Regions from separate parts of the Homo sapiens genome. Here region 1 is linked to region 2. A link is a loop called in an ENCODE intact Hi-C map of the cell type or tissue named here. Cell type or tissue: GM12878. All regions are shown on one strand. Each heading gives the region's core, and the rest is flanking DNA. Links, peaks and the distances in the headings are about the cores only.

What was found. A loop is a pair of places that touch in the nucleus more often than their neighbours do. Peaks named below come from ENCODE experiments on the same cell type or tissue, not always from the same donor. Only the 100,000 strongest peaks of a DNase experiment are listed, where the experiment ranks them.
Region 1: a loop joins it to region 2, with 2.6 times the contacts of the local background. A loop is called at or near these places in 1 of 110 quality-filtered maps.

The regions. Positions count from the first base shown.
Region 1 is chr15:96,033,192-96,043,608 of GRCh38, reverse strand. All of the region lies in intron 1 of LOC112268156 (a long non-coding RNA gene), which reads right to left. It overlaps LOC105370998 (a long non-coding RNA gene), which reads left to right. Exons shown (of 4, transcript XR_001751688.2): 4 at 1-986. Among named protein-coding and RNA genes, the nearest start is that of NR2F2-AS1, 290 kb to the left of the region's middle. In GM12878, for the core only: no CTCF peak of the experiment used is centred there; DNase peaks (open chromatin) are centred at 4,778 and 5,888; H3K27ac peaks cover 631 bases.
Region 2 is chr15:95,859,103-95,869,519 of GRCh38, reverse strand. No RefSeq gene overlaps it. Among named protein-coding and RNA genes, the nearest start is that of LINC00924, 430 kb to the right of the region's middle. RefSeq lists an enhancer at 4,829-5,088. In GM12878, for the core only: no CTCF peak of the experiment used is centred there; a DNase peak (open chromatin) is centred at 4,919.

The sequences.
Region 1 (10,417 bases), core at 2,985-7,984, 170 kb before region 2:
TGCTGAATCCTGGCTTAGGACACCAGTAGATGACTTCCCAACAAATAAGTGGACAAAAAGATGACACCACCACCTGAAGGAACTTTTAAAGCAATGAATGAAGCACCTTGAAAAGTTAGATTTTGGTTAAGAGACACATCCCCAAAGTTAAATGAAAAGGTAGAACCTGGCTTTGCAAAACTGATGAAAAATGGCCATGTATGCTACAAAGTAAGACCCTTTTTTTGACATTTTTTTTTTTCCATGAGAGTCAACAGGGGAAAGTTTGGCTAATGTTTTCTATCACTAAAGACTTAAAAAATAACTGGAAACATTCCCATAGGCTTTGTTTGTTTGTTTTTAAGAGGCTTGTTTCTCGTTTTTCCATGCAAATTAAAATTCCTAGTGTGGCTTCTATAAATTTGAACTTTTGAAAACTTTCCCTTAGCATTTGGCTCAAAGTGTAGCTGGCACTTCCGTGTGACAACAGAGAAATTTCAGTTCTGCTTTTCTTCAGAGCTGCGTGTTATGGGTTAGATAAGTAAACTTGGCTTTCTCTGTTCTAACGACAGTGTGTCCAGGGAAGCTGGAAGAAGAATGGCTCCAGGGTTCCTGTCGATGCCAGATTTCACCAGCGCTACCCTGCTTTTATCAGTTTTCCATATAGAGCTTTCATAAAGGTTTTCTTTTTCTGTTTTTTAAATTGTGGTAAAATACATATAACATAAAATTTACCATCCGTGACACTAACTGCATTTACCATGTTGTGATGCAACCATCACCACGAGAACATTTTCACCACCCCAAAAGGAAACCCCAAACCCATTAAGCAGTTACTCTTCATTTTCCCTCTTCCACCAGCCCGTGGCAACCACTAATCTGCTTTCTGTCTGTGTGGATTTGCCAACTCTACTTTTTATGTTTCATATAAATGGAATTATGCCATATACATAACCTTCTATGTCTCACTGCTTCTACTTACAATAAATGTTTTCAATCGAAGTTCATTCACCTTGTAGCATGTATCAAAATTTCATTCCTTTTTATGGTTGAATAGTATTCCATTCCATGAATATGTCACATGTTAAAAAATTCCTTCATGAGTTGATGAACATCTGAGTTGTTTTCATTATTTTGCTACTGTGAATAGTGCTAACATGAGCATTTTTGTGAATGTTTTTATTTGAACACCAGTTTCCAGTTCCTTGGGGAATATACCCAGGAGTGGAGTTCCTAGGTCATATGGAAATTCTCTACTGGGCTCATTGAGGAGCCATCAAATTGCTTTCCATGGTGGCTGGACCATTTCACGTTCCTGCTAGCAGTTTCCTAGGGTTCCAATTTCTCCACATCCCTTCCAACACTTGCTATTGTCCATTATTTTGGTAGTTATCTAAGTGTGTGTGAAGTATCTCACTGTGGTTTTGATTTGCATTTCCCTAATGGTTAATGGTATTAAGCATCTCTTTATGTGCTCATTGGTCATTTGTACGATCTGTGTTAAAGTTTTCTTTTTGAGAAAGTGTTTTTCAGTTTCAAAAACATAGATTGTAAATTACATTTAGAATGTGCCCATTTTTCTAGCCCAGCTTGGTCCCTTTGAGAAGTTGCCCTTGGTCCTGAAACCAACAGCACAATCCTGCCAGGTGCCAGTGTCCATGCAGTGAGCTCCTGAGCTGCCTGGTTCTACCTGCTAGTGCCTGGCTGTCTCTTGACTTATGTAGCTGAAATTTCTGCATTATCTCTTCTTCCATCTGCCCAATCGACATTATACCTATTATATCACAGGCTTGATTTGTAGTTCTGCTCCTTATATTTATCCTGTCACAGGAGCTAGCAGCATGTGCTCCAGAGTTGGACTGTGATGAAGACCTTGGAGAACCCAGTATCTCAGTTTTCTCAGCTCTAAAGTGGCTATCTCCATAGTACTTGCCTTGTAGATGTGTTGTATTAAATTAGGTAATGCATATACATCATTTGGCCTGGTGTTTTTGAGGTGTACACTCAATAAGAGGTACTTTATAAACATCTTGCCTCTCCCTTTGCATGCTAGTCTCCTTGTACTGACAACCTGGTGATCCCATCTGGGTCCCCTGATAAGACCTGGATAATATGACTCTCTAGTGTTCTTAAGATACTGTTACTAAAACCATCTTTATTTATTTATTTCAACTTTTATTTTAAGTTCAGGGGCACATGTGCAGGTTTGTTATATAGGTGAATTTGTGTCATGGGGGTTTGTCATACAGGTTATTTTGTCACCCCGGCATTAAGTGTAGTACTCATTAGTTATTTTTCCTGATTCTCTTTCTCCTTCCACCCTCCACTCTCTGAGAGGCCCAGTGTCTGTTGTTCCCCTGTTTGTACAGGACCATCTTTAAAGGCATTGGGACTCAATACACAATTTCTAAATATCATGGGAATTAGCAAATTAATTTATAAGTTTTTATACAGCAGTTTAATTCTGGGAATGTAATACCGTTTATTTCTGAACAGGAAATTTAATATCATCTACTTTTTATTGAGTGCCTAACATGTTCCAGCCACTTACTATAGGTGCTTATTATATTATTTCTAATTCTAGTAATAACGCTGAAAGTTGATACTATTGTCTCTGTTCAATAGTTGAGGCATAATTGAAGTCAAATGGGAGTAAGTAACAGACCGCAGGTCTTAAGGCAGATTCACTAAGTAGCAAGGTTAAAATTTAACACTCGGTCCCCATGATCCCCCAGTTTTTTGCTCCTTCTTAATCACCATACAACTGATATTAGAGTGAGTAGCTTTAGGCATTTACTAGAATGTTTGATATTCAATGAAAAAATTCTGAAGGTGCATGGACCAATAAATATTGTGAATATCCATGTGAAGTTTGTCACTCCCCCAAAATTTCATTCCTCTTCCCATCCTTTCCATTCCTCTTCCCTGCTGCTCGTGCTCTCTCTTTTTCTACCAGATGACAGATGACTAAACAAAATAATAAAATGTGAAGCAAGTTCTGTTTTGCCCATGGAGGTGGAAAGTGAGTGTGTATGATCCGTTGGAAGAATTTGGAGAAGATTCTCTAAGAATTAGGAAATCGTTACCTGACTGAATAAAGCATGTAGAATTATGATTATTATGCAGATGTGTATCTTGTTCCTGACAAACTATAATATAAAGCAAGTGTTCTGAAAATATGTTAATGAAAAGAAGAAAGTTACACAGGATGAGAAATTCACTTTCGCAATGCTTAATGTAAAGCTGATTATAATATTGAAGTCAAAATTAATTCAGTCTTAAGTCATTCAGATAATTGAATAAATAAAATTTATATTTAATCTGATGTAATTAGCATGTTTTTATATATCAATTTCAACAGAAGAAAGAAAAGTACCGCCCACTTTATTTTCCTATGGATCTGGGGTGGCAAAATAAATTTTCATCTCGTGTGTCTGCTACAGTCTCCCAAATGATTAGTTATTTATTCCTTGTCTGAATTTGCTGACAAGGTCACCCTCAGACCTTTGCAGGTGGCAGTTGAGAGAACTTCATAGTCACCTGACCTACTTCCAAGCTGTACCGTCTACATGATGCCCAGACACATTCGACTTCCCTCTTGACTTTCTCACTTGTTCTCCTTGCCTATTTATTCTAATTTTCATGTTATCTTGGTGTATTAGAGCTATAACTCATGTTAACTCTTTTTGAGAATATAATAGAGTGAAATAAAAATATAATGTAATAGACACTGTAATAGGTTTTCTGCAGATTACTTGAGCCTGGAGTGTCCCTGGTATGGCAAGGTTTCCAGTGGTAAAGAGCTAGATAAGATTTTAATCCCATCCAACAGGGGTGATTGATTCTAATCACCTCAGTTCTGTAACATTTTATGCAATGGTATAAGTCATGTAACCAAGCAAGTATTGGTGAATGTTTATATGTTCCAGATGTATCTATTTGTAGCCACTCCTATTTAAAATGTCCGGTTGGGTCCCAGATCAGAGAAACAATTATCATTATCTACAAAATGTATGCAATGCCAATATACTTTGAACAATAAGTACTAATAATAATACAGATTTCAAATGTAATATTCTTTGAAGTAAGCAAAATAGACAACTTGACCGTGCCTGTCAGGTTCTGGGGAAGAAAGTGCCCTGTACAACCATCTTGTTTTGCTTCTTTCAAACAATGTCGGAAGTTGAGGTGATAGCAGCATCAGTAGAACCTTTCTTTCATAGCTTAGTGTGAGTTTATTTGATCTTGAGGGGCCCATCTGGATATTCACCAGAGAAGTCTGCCTGTCTGCAAATGAACATAATTTTGTGTGTGGGCTGGTACAGCGTGGGCTACCACGAGCATGGGGACTGCAGCAACCTTTGGCTCGGGTGCATGTGAAGCAGGTGCTGGGCAGTAGGGAGGAGTTAAAACATCGCTTGGAATGTTCCGGCGAGGTATCATCATGTATGGGCTTAATAAGACGCCATGACAGCAGAGGATTCTTACTCTGTGGGAGCTGACTCTAGTCCCCTGTTAGGAGATGGCAGGAGCAGCTATTCACACATACTTGTGAAATAAAACTAAGTTACACTCACACAGAGCCGTAGTGACTATAAAGGCAGTGTACACAGCTAGACGCTTTTAACTGAAAACACAAATTTTAACAGAATGTTGGTAAAGACATGGAAAATGTAGTTTCCCCATTTCTTGTAAACGTGGTTTCAGCTCTCACATCTATCCTATCCTGTATCTGTCTACATAATGCCTGTCACATGTCCACCTTGAAATCCACAGGGTATTGTGGGTGGATCTGAGAACTGCTAGAGAAAATTCTGAGATGGAATCACAATGGCATGATGACTCATTTTTCTTTATGTGTATCTGTCTTCAATTTCTTTTTCTCGTGGCAGAGTTTTAAGGGGTTACTGGTATCAGGTCCTGAATTCATTTGCTAAAGGTAGCTGCGGGATTTCAGAAAAAGCAGTTATTAAAAATAGTTGGACATTACCAGGAGAAACATCACTCAGGTCTCCAGTGGTTGTGGTTCTGCAAAAGTGTGGAGCTGTGTTTGATTTAAAATAACCAAATCTTTTTCTGGAAGTGTGTGCAAAGCTAGAAAGTAAGCTTGTAGAGAAGAAGGCATATTTTTGTATATTTTTGGGCAATGCAGTACCAAGTTATGGTATTGGAGTGGTCATGTTTACTAACTACTGGGAATGAATTTCTCTTCCTAAGCTATACATGACTTGATGTGTTGCTGAATTAGAGGACTGGAGTCCAGGGACCATGGACTTGATTTTCTTTGCATTATATCACTACACCCTCTATTGCTAGCTACAGGGGCGTGTGTGCTGTTGCTGGGCAATAAATACCCATGGCATTAAACATACTGACAAAACTAAGGATGGAAAGAACAGAAAGACATATTCACATCTTTAAAAGTGTATAAGAATTAAACTTCTCTATAATATTTTTCTAGCAACTGCACATTAGAATTAGAAAGACAAGCAACCACTTTAAATTAGAATACACGTTTGTTTTCCCCCGCAGGGAAATGAAGTCAGGGGGTGCTACATACCTTCTCTGTTCTGAAATGGACACATTTATTTCTCAGTAAATAACTTTTTTGGGGGTAAAATTACATTGGCCACTGTAGAATTCAATGCTTTCCTTCTGCGTATTTTTTTTCAAAACATTAATATTTTCTCTGCCAACCTTTGAATTCAAATGGGTGTTCTCATGGCTTTGGAGCTTTTGTTTGCATCATTAGAAATCCTTTTAAAAATGGGTGAATTAATTTGGTGGAATTAGGTTAACAAGTCATATCTGAAGCGCACTGGTTTACATTGTGGTTTGTGGTGAGTTTAAAGGCGGTTTCGTGAGAAAACTCCAAGTGCTGAAAGCAAACCTTTCTCAGCCCATAGTGTCTTGATGTACTAAGCACAGAATTTCCTTTTGTGGTCTAGGGTGACCTGGCATTGGATAATAAATATCTGTCAAAAGATTTCCTGAGGTTGACTGGAAGCATCATTGACACTTGAAGTTGTTGCTTTCACAGCATTATACGGTGAAACCGGAAAACTTTTCTTTTTAGTATATTGAAGTCACGTCTCTTTGTAATTATCTCCTAATAGACAATAATCATTTAATCCCCTATTAACTCGAATACTCACACCTCTTTTTGTTGTGTGGTCCAAGAAGTTATGCATAATAACTTCTGCATGAATCTTGCATTTCTTTGTTTACTCTTTTATTATCGTGTTTGTCCAACATTTGGAGAAGAAAAAACAAAAACAAAACAAACCGATGACTCCCCAGTTATCAAAAAAAGTCTTGTTAGAAGTTTGAGAAAGAAACACTCACACACACACACACACACACACACACACACACACGCCCCACACGGAAAGCCACAGCATGCTCACATTAACTGTGGAAACTGTTTTCCATTAATGTGTAATCAAGAAGCAGGCAGGCCATTTACTTTGAAAAATAAAATAAGAAACCAGTTGCCCTCCCCTCCATGCCCTTCCAGATTAGACTAAGCCCCCACATTCGACAACCTGTTTGTCAAACTTAGCCTCTCAAAGAATAAATTCCCTTTTTTGTCGCAGAACCAGTAACAAATCAGGAGGGGTGGATTTTTTGTAATGAGTTAAAATATTCCAAAAGCTTAAGGCTTCCATTGCAGTTGACCTTTAAGGCATGTTGCAGCAACAAAGTTAATTCACTCTGCACATGTTGCACAGCAACAGGTGGTAGACAACCACGGGGCCTGTGTGCATTCCTCCGTTTGCAAACCCCTGGCCCCTGGTATTCTGGGATTTACACTACCTCCCCCAGGCCCTGACTGACAAGCTAATCGGTGTGCTGGGAAGCGCTGAGCTATTGATTCCACTGTAACAGAACACCACCCTGTCAATGAAACTGCAATGAAATGCTTCAGCAACGAAGAAAGGGAGGCATTCGACTGTTGAGCAACTGGAAGAAATTTGCTTGTAGGTAGTGCGGCAGAAATGAAAAAGCTCTCCGGAGCAGGGCCTTGAAAAGCCAGGTTATTAAAAAAGCCACAAAGCTGGAGTCTGGCTGAGTGGAGAAAAACAGTTATGGTTCAGTTAGGCGTATCTAAAAGAAGAAGGGAGGAGGGGGTGCAGCTTTCAAAATTGCATTAATCCCTCGAGTACTTAATTTCTTTTCTTTTATGGAAGCTTGTAGTATAGCAACAAGTATTCAAGCAGTTAATAATTTTAAACAGTTTAGCTTACCTTAGGCAATATATCTTTAGCCTTAATTAAAATTTTATTTTAGTAGGAAAAATATTAAAATGACATTAAGATCTATCCTCTATGATGGGACATATATGATAATATGAATATCTTATTAGACAAACTATTATTAAACAGTGGCTGGCATTTTCTCTCCTGAGTTTGACTTTAGTTGTCTGAAACGCCGTCACCATTTCTTAATAATGTCTCGATAGCTTCCTTCTGAAATATTTGAAAGTGCCACATTAATTGGAAACAGAAGCCAAATGCACATCCCATTTTTAATACATTGATGGGAGATCCATAAACCACACCTAGGTACTGGAAATTCATTGAGAGGGGTAGTCTTCTCACAGAAACAGTATTTGTGTAACCCCAAGTATTCATCACAAGCCACCAAACAACTTGATCTTGGTCATCCTGGTTAAATATTTTACACGGAAAAAAAATCACTTCTTTTACAGTCACAATGCTAAAGAAGAGATATAGAAGCTAAAACTGCTATATTTGCAACTTGCATAAGCTTTATCTACCTGTTATGTAGTCATGTGTGTGCCTGTGTGTGTGTGTGTGTGTGTGTGTGTGTGTGGGCGGGTGTGTGCATTCCCGAGTTTCTCTGGAAGTGCTTAAAGAGTTAAGCAGTTGGGTCTCATCAGTGTAAGGAATCTTAACGACAAAACAAATCTTCGAAAATTACCTCCAACCTGAAACTACACAGAAAATAACCATCAATTTTCATCTGTATTTCCATCTTTCATCTCTACATCTAGTACTGATCACTGTGGCATTGAAGTGCTCCTTCAAACTAATTAGATTAATTTCAATTTCTATTGTGTGTGAGAAGGACACACTTATCATCTCCCTCCCTGCTGAACCCAATAATTGATTGGATGGTGGCAGATTGGTAAGATCCTCCTCCTGCCAAGATGAAGGAAAGTCTGGATCAGGGGGTTATTGAGGATTCATTTTTTGAAGTCGGAGTTGTTGATTGTACTTGTGACTTTGAGGATGGAGTCTTCCAGTCTGTGGCATCTTTGCTCTGTGAAGAATTGGCTGTGCTGTGCCTTCTAAATATAGTTTGTGAATATGCATGCTTCAGTGGGCCATGAGGCACCTGGGAAACAGGAGCAGGGCAGACGTGTGTCTGTTGGCAAGAGTGGAAGGGGAACCAAGGGGAAGGGGCACTTAACTTGGAGTGAGGAGGTGTGGGTTTCTGTGCCGATTCTGTTCCTAACCAGCTGACGTCTTGAGACATTTACTTATCCTCAAAGGACCCAATTTTTTAAATCTATAAAATGGAGGAGGATTTATTCAATAAATATTCATGGAACCTAGCCACCATACAGCATGAACTGTGATAGGTTTTGAGGATTCAAAAGTGAGCAAAAAAGAGGGAGAGCTATGTCTTGAGCTGAGACGTGATAATTTAATGTCCAGGCAGAGCAAAGGGAACGTGCAAGGGAGGCAGGTGGGGAAGTGCACAGGACTGGAGGACGTACAAGGGAGGAGCAAGGGCAGCTTGCAGTGAGAGAAGGCTGCAGAGGGAGGCATATGGTAAGGGGATGGGGCGTGATCAGATTTGGGTTGGCAAAAGATTTGTCAAGAACTTGGTGGAAGAGACCAAGAGTGGAAATGGGTCAAGCAGGGGGCAGCTATGATAGTAAACCAGTCAAGAGAGGATGGGCATTACCTGCCTGAGAGCCTGGTGGGGAGGATGAGCAGAATGAAGAGATGCTCAGGAGACACTCTTGACAGCATATGGTGATGAGTCAGGTTTAAGATTCTAGAACATGTCCCCCAGTTTCTGGCTGGAATTACCCAGTGGACGGTGAAGTCACTCACAGACTGGGGACACTGGACTGGGACCAGATTTGTCATGCTCACAAATTTGGTTCAGGACACGAGTTTGAGAACAATTTGATTCACCAGAGAGGATGATGAGATGACCCCTAAACTCTCCAACACCTTTAAAATTCTATGATTCGCTCAGATGAATTTGTTGTAGGGAAGTGTATCCTGGTCACATTTGGAAGGTGGCATCAGGTAGTGGAAATATATCAGCTTTTATCACAGATGGGGCCCTAACCTAATTTGGCTGTTTTCTGGCTGAGGGATGTTGGTCTAGTTAATTTATCTCAATGTCAATTTCCTATTACGAATCAGGGCAATGCCCCTCCCTTTCATGGTTAACATGAGCATCAGAGATAAAGTGTACATTTCCTGCATGTCCCCAGACACAAGGAAGAGTTAGAATTTTTTTTAAAGAACTCGTTCCAAAGTTTGTTGTGATGAGATATTCATCCATACTGTCCTGTGTCAAAATAAACAATATATTATTCCAGACGATGGGGGTGGAATAATATATAAAATAAAATCTACTTAATAAGTGATTGTTCGCAGATAACAGTGACTATTTAACAACCCGGCTACCAGTTTGTTCAAGGGTCTTCTGTTCTATGTGTGGGGCTCAATGGAGTCAAGTTACAACACAATATTCTCCAGAGAAAATTCTTGAGTCTCTCTGATGAGGTTTCTTTTTGGCAGTAGTGGATAAGTAAGTTATATTCTCCCATGGGTGCTTAGGAAGGGTAGTTCCTGGAAGATGGCTGTGGTGCCACACACATACATCCCTCTCATACAAGAACACATGTCCTCATACCACCAAGACAGACTGATGGTGCTATAGGAAGAGGCTTCTTTCAGTTCTTGTATGTGTGTGTGATCATTCAAAATCTTGGCATTTAACTACTTTTATTAAAATATTGCCCAGTCTACCTCACAGCAGATCAACATTCACCATTTAGTTACCAAATTAAACTTCTTATGGCCATCCATGACTGTCAGGAGACAAGAGGGCGAGAGGTGTTCTATCATAGAAGTGTGAAGCTAAGGTCAAGATCTCACTTTTAAACTTTCCTTTGGAAAAATGCAAGGGAATTTTGAAAGGATTGAGGATTCTGAGAAACTTATTTCCTTATTTCTCCATGAAGATGGAATGATTATTTCAGTGTTTCTTAAGGCTTTTCAAGTTAACAGCTTCTAATATGTAAAAAGGTCTTGTACCTTGTAAATTCACTTATTCCCTCAAACATTGCAAACTACCTGCATTTCAATCCTAATTTGTTGTTTCATCTAAATACCATATAGGTTTTGCTCATTTAAAAAGAAACTCTATTTAAAAAGCGTCTCTG
Region 2 (10,417 bases), core at 2,654-7,653:
GTTGAATCACTTCCATTTTCGGAATAAAAGCCGCAAATGGCCATTTCACATTGGTAATCTAACTCCAGTCACAAATTGTGACTTTTTCCCCTTAAAGTAATACAAAGGCTTTCGGTCGTTAGTAATTCATTATTTAGGCAAGTCTTTCCGCGTAGCTGTAGAGAAAGGCAGGAGATGAGCTTGTTTAGCCTTCCAGAGTTCTCTAGAAGGTGGCACCCAGAATAATGGAGCTCACCTACCTGGGTGCTGCAGCCAATCCCTGCGCAGGGCGCCTTCGTAGCGCAGTCTGTGCATTGGAGCTGAGCGCCGTAACACCAAGGCTCTGGGAAAGCATCCAGTGGGATTTCTTAAACCCCTTTTACGACGCCTTTTCCGCCAGGGAAGTTTCTGCACAAACCCAGACTCAGGTGGGCTGATACTTCTCCCCCTAGGCTGCCACACCCGGAGAGGGCAGGCCCAGGGCACAAGTGTTTTCTTTGCCTCTCTGCTTTTACTGCCGAGCTCAAGTTGAGTGTAGCTGCCATTAAAAACGACAAATGTGTTCTAATTTTAGAGCATCATAGCAATAATTGTTTTTATTTCAGTGGTGAGGAAAAGTGAAGGAAAAACAGCTTGGGACTTAATAACCACCTTAGCCTGCAGCCTTCGACTTTATTCATGAGATTTTTTATCTTCCTTCTCTCTCGCCTGCATTCTTAGGATCTTCTTTAAGGCACAGCCTTAAATTACCTTTGCAAAGGTTGTATGTTTATTTACAAAGAGCTGGCTCTGAATGTGCCTTCCAAGGCGAGAGGGGTGGCTTCTGGTAATAAACATCTTCCGCTCTCTTAACCACAGAGGCCAACTGCAGAAGGTGATGTTTAGTACTTCAGACATAGTATAGTTTATGGCTTCATTAACCATCTGACCCGTATTGTGTGCAGATTTCATGAAAGTGTGATGCAGGTTTATTCCCTGAGGTATGCTGCTTGGTGGTATTTTATTCTCACAGGGAAGTTGTAGTAATTATCCCTCAAGGTAAGAGTTTTCGTTTTTATACAACAAATTAGAAATTCAGTCATATATACATAAGGTATTTACCTAACACACACCTATTCCCTAATTATATACATAGTGATGGGAATCTCAGCTCCACCCCGGCTCATACCATCATTTAAGTGAAATAAAAAACTGTCATGACAAGCTGACTCGTACGACATAAAGATTTATATTGGGGTCTCAAATATCTAGCGATTTTTAAAAATTGGATATATATTTTTAAATTCAAGATTTCCAGATAAGTAGTATATTAGGCTAAAAATAAAGGAAAACATAGACAGTGATCTGATTCATTTTATATTTAGAAATAGCCAAATGTGGAAACAAATACTCCTGGTGTGTGTGTGTGTATATATATTAGTCAATATATCACTGAAAAAAATTATATGGTAAATTTGTGTGTGGGAAAAAGGGAAAACGTGAAAAGTTGAAAGTTACGGTCTAGGTTTGTGAATTTATGCAGCATAATGATAATCATTGGCTTTTTCACTTGTGTTCAAGACCTTCCATAATTATTTGAGCCTTCTGCGGGGAGCACTGTTTCCCCAACTGCGTTCACACCTGATTACTTTTGTTCTTTCCAAAGTTCTCATATGTGGAAGGTTCTATATACTGGCCAGAACCATCCATCCAGGTTTTTCCCTCCATCTCCTGCCAGTCATTGTCACTCAGTAATATATTAATGTGTACTTCTTCCCATGTGTGTGCTTATACATCTTATTTCCCCAGTTATATTGACAAGCTTTGGGAGAGCTGGAACTGCATCTTTCTTTTATTCCCCTTTTGCATTTCATTATTGCCTACCTCTCCCATAGTAAGTTCTCAGTAAACATTGTTTGATCGACTGATATTAAATGAAATAATGATTACCAAGAACTTAGTGTAGCATTTGGCACTTAGTAAGTGTTCAGTAAATGTTAGCAGTTCAGTCAGTTTGTTAACAAAGAAGAGGGAAAAAGAAATATTTCAGTGTCTTTCTTGCTTAACACAGTTAAACGAGAACTTGATGTAAAGCCTTGTCATATCCAAGTAAGAGGATCACTTAATATTTCTCATGCATTTCCCTTTTCCTTTGTTATTAAACACTGAGCACTTCACCTAGTGGAAACCTTGATGATCCATCCAGTTATCTCTAGTGATCTCTGACAACAAAGCATACATTTTCCAGATGCCTGTCGACAAACGGTCATTTTTCCAATCTCCCGCCACTGAGCGTGGCGCTGGAGAATTTGGATGGGAGCTGCTGTTCCCTGACTCTTCCCAGCAGCCAGAGGCCCAGCATAGGATTCCTTCTGATCCTTTTATGACGCATACTCTCTCTTAGTGTGGTTCTGTTTAACTACACCTTCCTAATCATAGCAATTAAATAAACTAGAACCTTTTAACTTATGTTGGAATATATACAGTTCTTATTTGAGCAATGCCTAAAATAAAATGCCAAGCTGACACATTTTGTTTTTTCCTACAGGAGGGGATGTCTTTCCCCCCTTAACCCTCATATCATGTAGGAGAAATTTGCAATGAGGCATGGCCCTAACACACTGAGGATAATTGTGACCAATGGGAAAATTTCCAGAAACTTTGTAAGAGGCCAAGTCTGTAGAAGATAACGGGGAAGTCGATTGCCTCAGAAATTGGAGTGAGCTAACACAGATAAGTCATGTCTCATTTTTTCATTCTTTTAAAATTTTGATAATTTAAGTGAAACATGCCTACTTTTAAAATTTTTGTTGTGCCTTCCTCCTGCTTGGTCCACAGTCTTTATCTGAAAGATCTTTATTAGGTTAGATGAGAGTTATTAATAAATCCCCTACTGAAATTTTTGCTTCAGATAAATAGAAACTAATTTTAATGGATGGAAAAAATGAGAAACTCCATTTCAGTGAATTATAGGCTTTTAGATGGCATGGCAGAGCTGACCCTAGCAACCCAGCGGCAAATAGACTTTATGGTGGGAAGAAAGTTGTGCCACAAGGCTCCTTAATAGGATAGAAACTTCCCAAGGAGTGAGAGATTTCAGGAAGGAGAAAGCGGAGAACAATTGCTAGGAACTGAAGATGGGAAAGATATCACAGCAGATAAAGAGATTTCCTCTTGACATTACCTAGCAATTGACATTTGGTTGTGCAGGTTGTACACTGAGCAAATTTAGAAGGCATTGTTTAGATGTGAATTGTGTCTCCTAGAGGTCTGTACTACACAGTCTGTTGTATCTCTTCATCTCATTTCACTGATCTTAACATGGTAATCATGGGGATGCTGTGAGGACTATGAAAAGTGATTTTGCCACATGCAGTGCCTACCTGGCAGGCATCAGACATGAGAGTGTGTGCCTGGCAACAGTGAGGAGGCTCAGTAGCTTGGAGTTCGTCAGGTTTATGTGCACCAGGGACCCAAACCCTCTGGTAGTAAAAAAGGGGGAAAAGACAAGGAGAATTGCTGGGGTGACTATCTTTGTTTATGGTGATCATGGCTATTGTAAATAGCAATTCTTCCCCATGTCAGTGGCTTCATACAATATGATTTCTTTGTCAGTCACATAAGTTTGAAGTAGACTTTTCTCCAAGGTGGTGTCCTTCCAGAAGTCTGTCAGAGGCCCTGGTGCTTTCCAGCATGTGGCTCTCACTTCTTCAGCAGGTGCCAGGGCTGCTGCAGGAGAAAGGGCATGGAGGATTGTTCCTGAACAATCTGAACACCTGACCTCAAGTGATACACCCGTCTTAGCCTCCCAAAATGCTGGGATGACAAGCATGAGCCACCACGCCTGGCCCTCTTACTCTTTTTTAAAACCACACTGGGGATATAGAAACGTGTGACATCTTTCAACTGTCTTTACCACATTTGCAAAGTTTTTTCACCTTTTGTTTAGTTCTGTTTACTAACAGATACAAAGTCTGAAATTCTGTTGACCATGTCTGCCTAGGACTGACATCACGTTTCTTAAGTTCTATTAGTCTAATCACTGTCATATGGCCACAGCCAACTTCAAGGGAAGAAGAGAGAGGCAGACTGGCTGTCTGTCCAGGAGGAAGAGGAAATTAACCTCTTGCGTAATTTTGCCAACACCACCTGGATGTCTTCTTTTATGCTGGTACAACAATATAGCAGCATCATCCTTGATGTGAGCCTTCTGGATTCAGAAGCCAGACTGCATCCATACGGGATGTTTCCTTTCTCTCCAAAGACTAGAATAAAAGTAGTGACAGAGGTGGAAAGATCACACACATAAGGACACACGATTTAAACCTAAGTGGAAAATATACTTAAGAAATTAAATTATAGTATTGTATTTATTTTTGAATGTTTACTGTCTCATATAATTTATAATTTGTCCTACTTATTTAATGGGAAAACATCATCTGTTTCAAAGAGTTTGGACAAATATTGATTTATTAATCTAAAAGGAAGGATTCAATTGTATTGGCTTTCCTGATTCCTGATCCAACTGGAATCTATAGGAAACATCCATTTGATTCTCTCTCTCTCTCTGCTCCTATTCTTTTTTTAATTTTTATTTTATTTTTAGTTTTTGAGACAGACTCTTGTTCTGTTTCCAAGCTGGAGTGCAGTGGCATGATCTCAGCTCACTGCAACCTCTGCCTCCTGGGTTCAAGTGATTCTCATGCCTCAGCCTCCCAAGTAGCTAGGATTACAGGCACACGCCACTGCACCTGGCTAATTTTTGTGTTTTTAGTAGAGACAGGGTTTTGCTGTGTTGGCCAGGCTGGTCTCCAACACCTGACGTCAAGTGATGCATCCACCCTGGCCAAAGTGCTGGGATGACAAGCATGAGCCACCGCACCTGGCCCTCTTAGTCTATTTTGAAACCACACTAGAGATAGAGAAACATGTGACATCTTTCAACTGTCTTCACCACATTTGCAAATTTTTTTCATCTTTTGTTTAGCTTTGTTTACTAACAGCTCTAAAGTCTGAAATTCTTTTCTGTTTCACTGCACTCACCACATTAAGCTTAATACTCTGAAAATACACACAGCTTTATGGAAATGTATCTGACACCTCTGTGTTCTCCCCACACTTCATTTACCTCTTTCTTTTGAAACTCTAGCAAAGAAACCCTTGCTAGGAAGTAGGAACCTGGGATGTTTAGCCAGAGGGTCTTTTAATTTTCTTCCCTTCCTTTTTCTTTCCTTCCCTTCCTTTTCTTCCTTTCTTCCCCCTCTTGTGCATCCCCCTTTTTTTTCTCTCTCTTTTAGGGAAAAAGTAGACAGTGATTTTTTTTCCTTTTTTTTTTTTTTTTTTGGCCTGAGATAGAGTCTTGCTCTTGTCACCCAGGCTGGAGTGCAATGGTGCGATCTCCACTCACTGCAACCTCTGCCTCCTGGGTTCAAGTGATTCTCCTGCCCCAGCCTCCCGAGTAGCTGGGATTATCTGCACCCGCCACCACACCAGGCTAATTTTTTTGTATTTTTAGCAGAGATGGGGTTTTACCACGTTGGTCAGACTGGTCTCAAACTCCTGACCTCAGGTGATCCACCCACTGTGGCCTCCCAAAGTGCTGGGATTACAGGCATGAGCCACTGTGCCCTGCCAACAGTGATCTTTTAACTTGAGCACTGGGGAGCCTGGATTTCTTGTTCATGGGCTCTCACTGATGAATATTATTTGTGCTTTTATTTATGGTTTTCTTAAGCTTAAGACTGTGATTTACATATCAACTGTGTGGCCAACTGCATCTGTGCCACTACTTGCAGTTCTTGCAGTGGGCATTGTGCCTATGGTATTGCTGGGGTTTTCTGCACCATGATATGCCTTTGTCTCTGCTTGTCTTGCACAGCTTCTCTGCCATCGTCAACTTTGAATGTTTTATTTAAATTCCATGTTTTTCCATTATCCTCTGCAGGAGCTTTCTTAAAGAAATACAATCGGATAAAAGTTAAAGAACTTCTTATTACGCTCCCAGTTAAACAGCTTCCGCACACCTTGGAAAGCTTTGCACCTTATAGCACTCAGGTGTGTTATGCTTTTAATTAAATGTGGTGTTTGCTGTCATTTCTGTAAGTCCTCAAGCAGTAGACCCTTGGACCGACACAGAATCCCATTAAAGCCTTGCTTCCATGGGAAAATCAGATTATCCTCACCTCCTTTTGAACTACAATGCCTTCCCCAGGAATATAATTCATGGTAAATATAAGGTCATCTTGTACATTTGGTAATAGCTGCTCCTTCCTCTTCAGTGGTTAAGGTTAAAATGCTGGGCTTGGTTCTTGGGGAGTGACTGCCCACGCCTACTGTTGGAAGTTCCTCCATTAGTCAGGTTTGCCCTGGCCACTCTGAGAAGATAGTGCTGGAAAAACTGCAGTCTTTCTCATCTTACCTCCCCGACGTCTGATCCTAGACTGACCTCTCAGAAAAGTGTTTGACCAACACTGTTCCAGCAGGTTTCCATCTGCATAATAGCCTGGTGATGTCTGGTAAGCACAAGCTGAGCGCACACCTTCTGGGGACTGATGAGATCTAGAATAACCAAGAGAACGTAGACCTGCATTTTCACTGATTCCATTGAACAGGCATGGCCCCAACACTCCGCTTCTGTCTGATACTCATAAGGCACGCTCCATTCTGAAGTTACCTTAGACGGCCAAACCTTTTATAAAGTTGCTGTCTACTTCCTCTGGGGCATATACAGTTAAAGATATTGAACTTCTCTCACTATTGTGTGCTAAGATTCAAGGATCAAAAAAGCAGTAAGACAGTGTATTTGCCCTAAAGAAGCCCATATACCTAAGTGGTACTTATAAAGGGGAGACAGACATAAACACAAGGATTTGTAATACAGTGAGAAAATAAAGTGAGAAAGGGCATGTAAAGTGTAACTCAGAATGTTCTCTAAAAGTCTGAACACAATAGGTGTCTTCTGGATGGACAAAATGAACCCCAGTGTCACCATCCTGTATCTCTGGGGTTAGTCAAAGGAAAATTCAGCTTGTAGGGTGGAGAGAAACTTTCTCTACTGTTAAACTGTATTATGAAAATGTACCCAGTGGTGACAATGACTTAATTGTCTAACTTAGTCATGGCCCCATGGATTATCGTGAGGCTGCGGAGGGGCCACTGGCTGCTCCTGTTCTAACCCCAAGTAGAAATTGGCAGAGCTGATGACCGTCTGGGGGTGCAAACCCAGGATGTACATATCTAGGCCATGGTTTAACCTGGGTAATCTCATTCTACATTCTTTTTAACCTAGATAGTGGTCCTGTAATACTTGTTACAGCCCTGGTTTATACAACTAAAAATAAGAAACTTTTTTTGTACTTTAGGGTCCATTTGACTCAACCATGTAAAATAAATTCTCACCTTATATTCACCCAATCTCCTAGGACTCTTTCTTTAGAGCCTGTCACCTATTGTAGCTGGCACTGTGTCTTACACATTTGGGGGCCTCACTTAATAACTGCCTAATGAATAGATAGATGAATGAATGGGTGAATACATTTATCGGTGCCAAATTTCCATGTTCTCATCTCTGTAAAAACCTATTGCGCGCCTGTTTCTCTTTTTAGTCTGTGGCTCTCTCACAACTTGTTAGCTAGTTATTTTCCATTCAAAGTCATGGGCAAGACATCTAGTCTTTAAAAACAGATTCAGCAAAATTTTTTTCTCCTCTTTGTCGAAATCTCAAAGAAAGAAGGAAGAGGAAGAGAAGAATCTAAATGTGGTGATTAAACTGTGGCTCTGTCCTTCGTTTGCCTTGAATATGCTTGTTTTCTTTCCTTCTCCTTCTGAGTAGACACATAAAGAATCACATTTGAGGGCTTTTTTTTTTTAAATATGGATGAGTAACATCTGTTTTAACCTGAACGATTCAATGTGTTTTTTAAGAATCATGTTTACAGAATTAATTTGGTTATAAATATGAGAACAAATTTAGGGTACAAATTTAACTCAATCTTTCCCTAAGGCAAGCTGATTCATAAAATCTGAAATATTGTTTTGGCCATGAAGTAATGTTTCCTCAAGCTTAATAAGTAAATGGAAGGAGAAAACCTAATAAAGCTCAAATCCCCAGCAGCTAAAAAGTTAACACCTTAGTGATGGAGAGCCAAAATAAGAATGGATGGAGTCGCGCCAGCACACAAGAGGTCCCAAACCTGCTAAACCTCTTTCTTAAAATTGGAACTCTTTTCTTTCAAGTTATTCAACCTTTCACCTAATAGGTCCCTTTTGCTGACCCTTGAACTATGGTTATTTGTATAGCATTGTGGTAATAGAGTTTGGAAATCTGAAAAACATTAAGTTAAATGCAAGGGTGTTGAGAAGGTGAAATTCTTTAAGTGAGCTGAAGAAATTCTAGCTGGAAGATTTAAACATGTTTCCCCATAGGAGTAAGGGATAAGAAAAATATTGTGCGTCTTTAGAAACATTATCAAAGTGTTTTAAGTAAATAAAAAGGAAGAATATTATTGACAACACAAATATGTGAAGAGTGAGGAAAAGTAACGTTCTCTTCAGCAGCTATTTTTAAAATTTTAAAAAAATAAAAACTTAGACCAATCAAAATTTTAATTGATATGAAATATATTGCCAATAACACCAATACTAAAAAAAAAGTTACTGTTTTTTCAAGTGACAATTCCCAATCTGTAACATGACTAAATGAGGAAGGCACAAGATTCCCAGAGAAGTTTTTTTTTCTTTGCGGGACTTAGTTTGATGGTGTTGTTTTATCATTTCTTCAAATGGGTTAAGGAGAAGAAAATGAGGACATGAAATTGTGACTTCTTTGAAATAATACTAAAAGTATGCAAGTGTCAGTTGTTTTGACTACCCCAAAATATCATGATCTAAAGTGAAAAAACTTGAGTCAAAGTGTCTTTTTATTTATAATATCATCATCATCATCATCATCATCATCATCATCATCATCTTCGTCATCATCATCATCTAGATTTTGGCCCTATCTTTCACATTTTTAGCTGTAGGTACCAGTGGTTTTGCTTCTGCCAGAATTTTGGTGCTGACTTTTCTGTATTATTTGTGATTGTTTAGAATTTAATATCTAGTTGACAAGAGAAGAGCTTCTAATTTTTTAGTTGGGAAATGGGGATTGGCAGATAACAAGGGTTAAAATCAACGAGTGTATTATAATCTTGAGTGACAGTAATAAAAGTGAATATTATAACACCTCTTGAAGGATCAGCTTTAGATATGGATTTCTGGAAAAATTTGAGAGATTGAAAAGTGTTTCTAAGCACGACAACCGTAACCACATCTCCCTCTCCGCTATCTTCATACCTACCTACCTTCTCACAGACTTGCTTTGTGCCTGCATTACGCAGTTCATTCATTTATTCATTCAACAAACATTTTTTGAGCATATATTTTATGACTGGTCCTGTGCAAAACCCCAGAAGGAAGATTGAAAGACAAAGACAAACCCCAGGAGGAAGATTGAAAGACAAAGCTCTCACATAATTTTGGATTAAGGCACTGAAGACTTTGGATAAATGCAAAATCTGATAGATAAAACACTGCTCACTCTAAGTAGTTTGGATCTGTATGGTTTTTTAGTAGCAATAACACTGAACCTGAAATGATGACACTTGGGTTTGAAGCCTACATTCTAGAGCTAGGTTGGTCACTGACTATCTGGTTAAGAACCTAGGATGGGCCAGTCCACTTCCCTCTCTCCCACACTCCAACCCAGTGATTGATTCTGGGCTCACCAAGTCTTACCTCTAAAAGGACGATTGGAAACACGAAGTCATTCTGGCTCTCCTTAACGCTGTCTTTCTCATAGTTGCATTCCCAGAATATCAAGTGTGAATCTCCAGTATAGTAAGGAGCGTACTAGGTGAGATATTTGCTAATGTATCATTTTCTCCCATGTTCTTCTCATCTTCCTGCCCCCAGCTTCTAATATAATGCCTGGAACATGGTATATGCCAATAAATATTTGAAGCAATGAGTGAAAGTAACAACTATAATAGAAAGGAACTCTAGAAACTGATAGAAACAATATGAATCCGGCAGTGATTATAATCTCACCTAAAGAATATGCATTATATACTTTGCATATTTTATTATATAACAGAAATATTCCGTGTTGGTGACATTTAATACGAGAGGCAGTTTTCTCCTGCCATATGGCAGTGTAAGCCTATCAGAGTACGTTTTACAGTTTGTTGGGGGACGTGTCAAATCAGAGAAGAACTAATGTATGCCCACCCAGTCACCACTGGCATATTCAGGAACAAATGTCTCCTTTCCAGGTTCCCACTGTACAGTTGATTCATTGACACATTATCAGTTGCCTTCATGACAACAAATAATCTAAAACTTGTTTGATCATTGTGTAAAACTCCCAGATCATTATGTCTACTGACATTAAACATCTAGGTCTCTTCAGGTATTGATT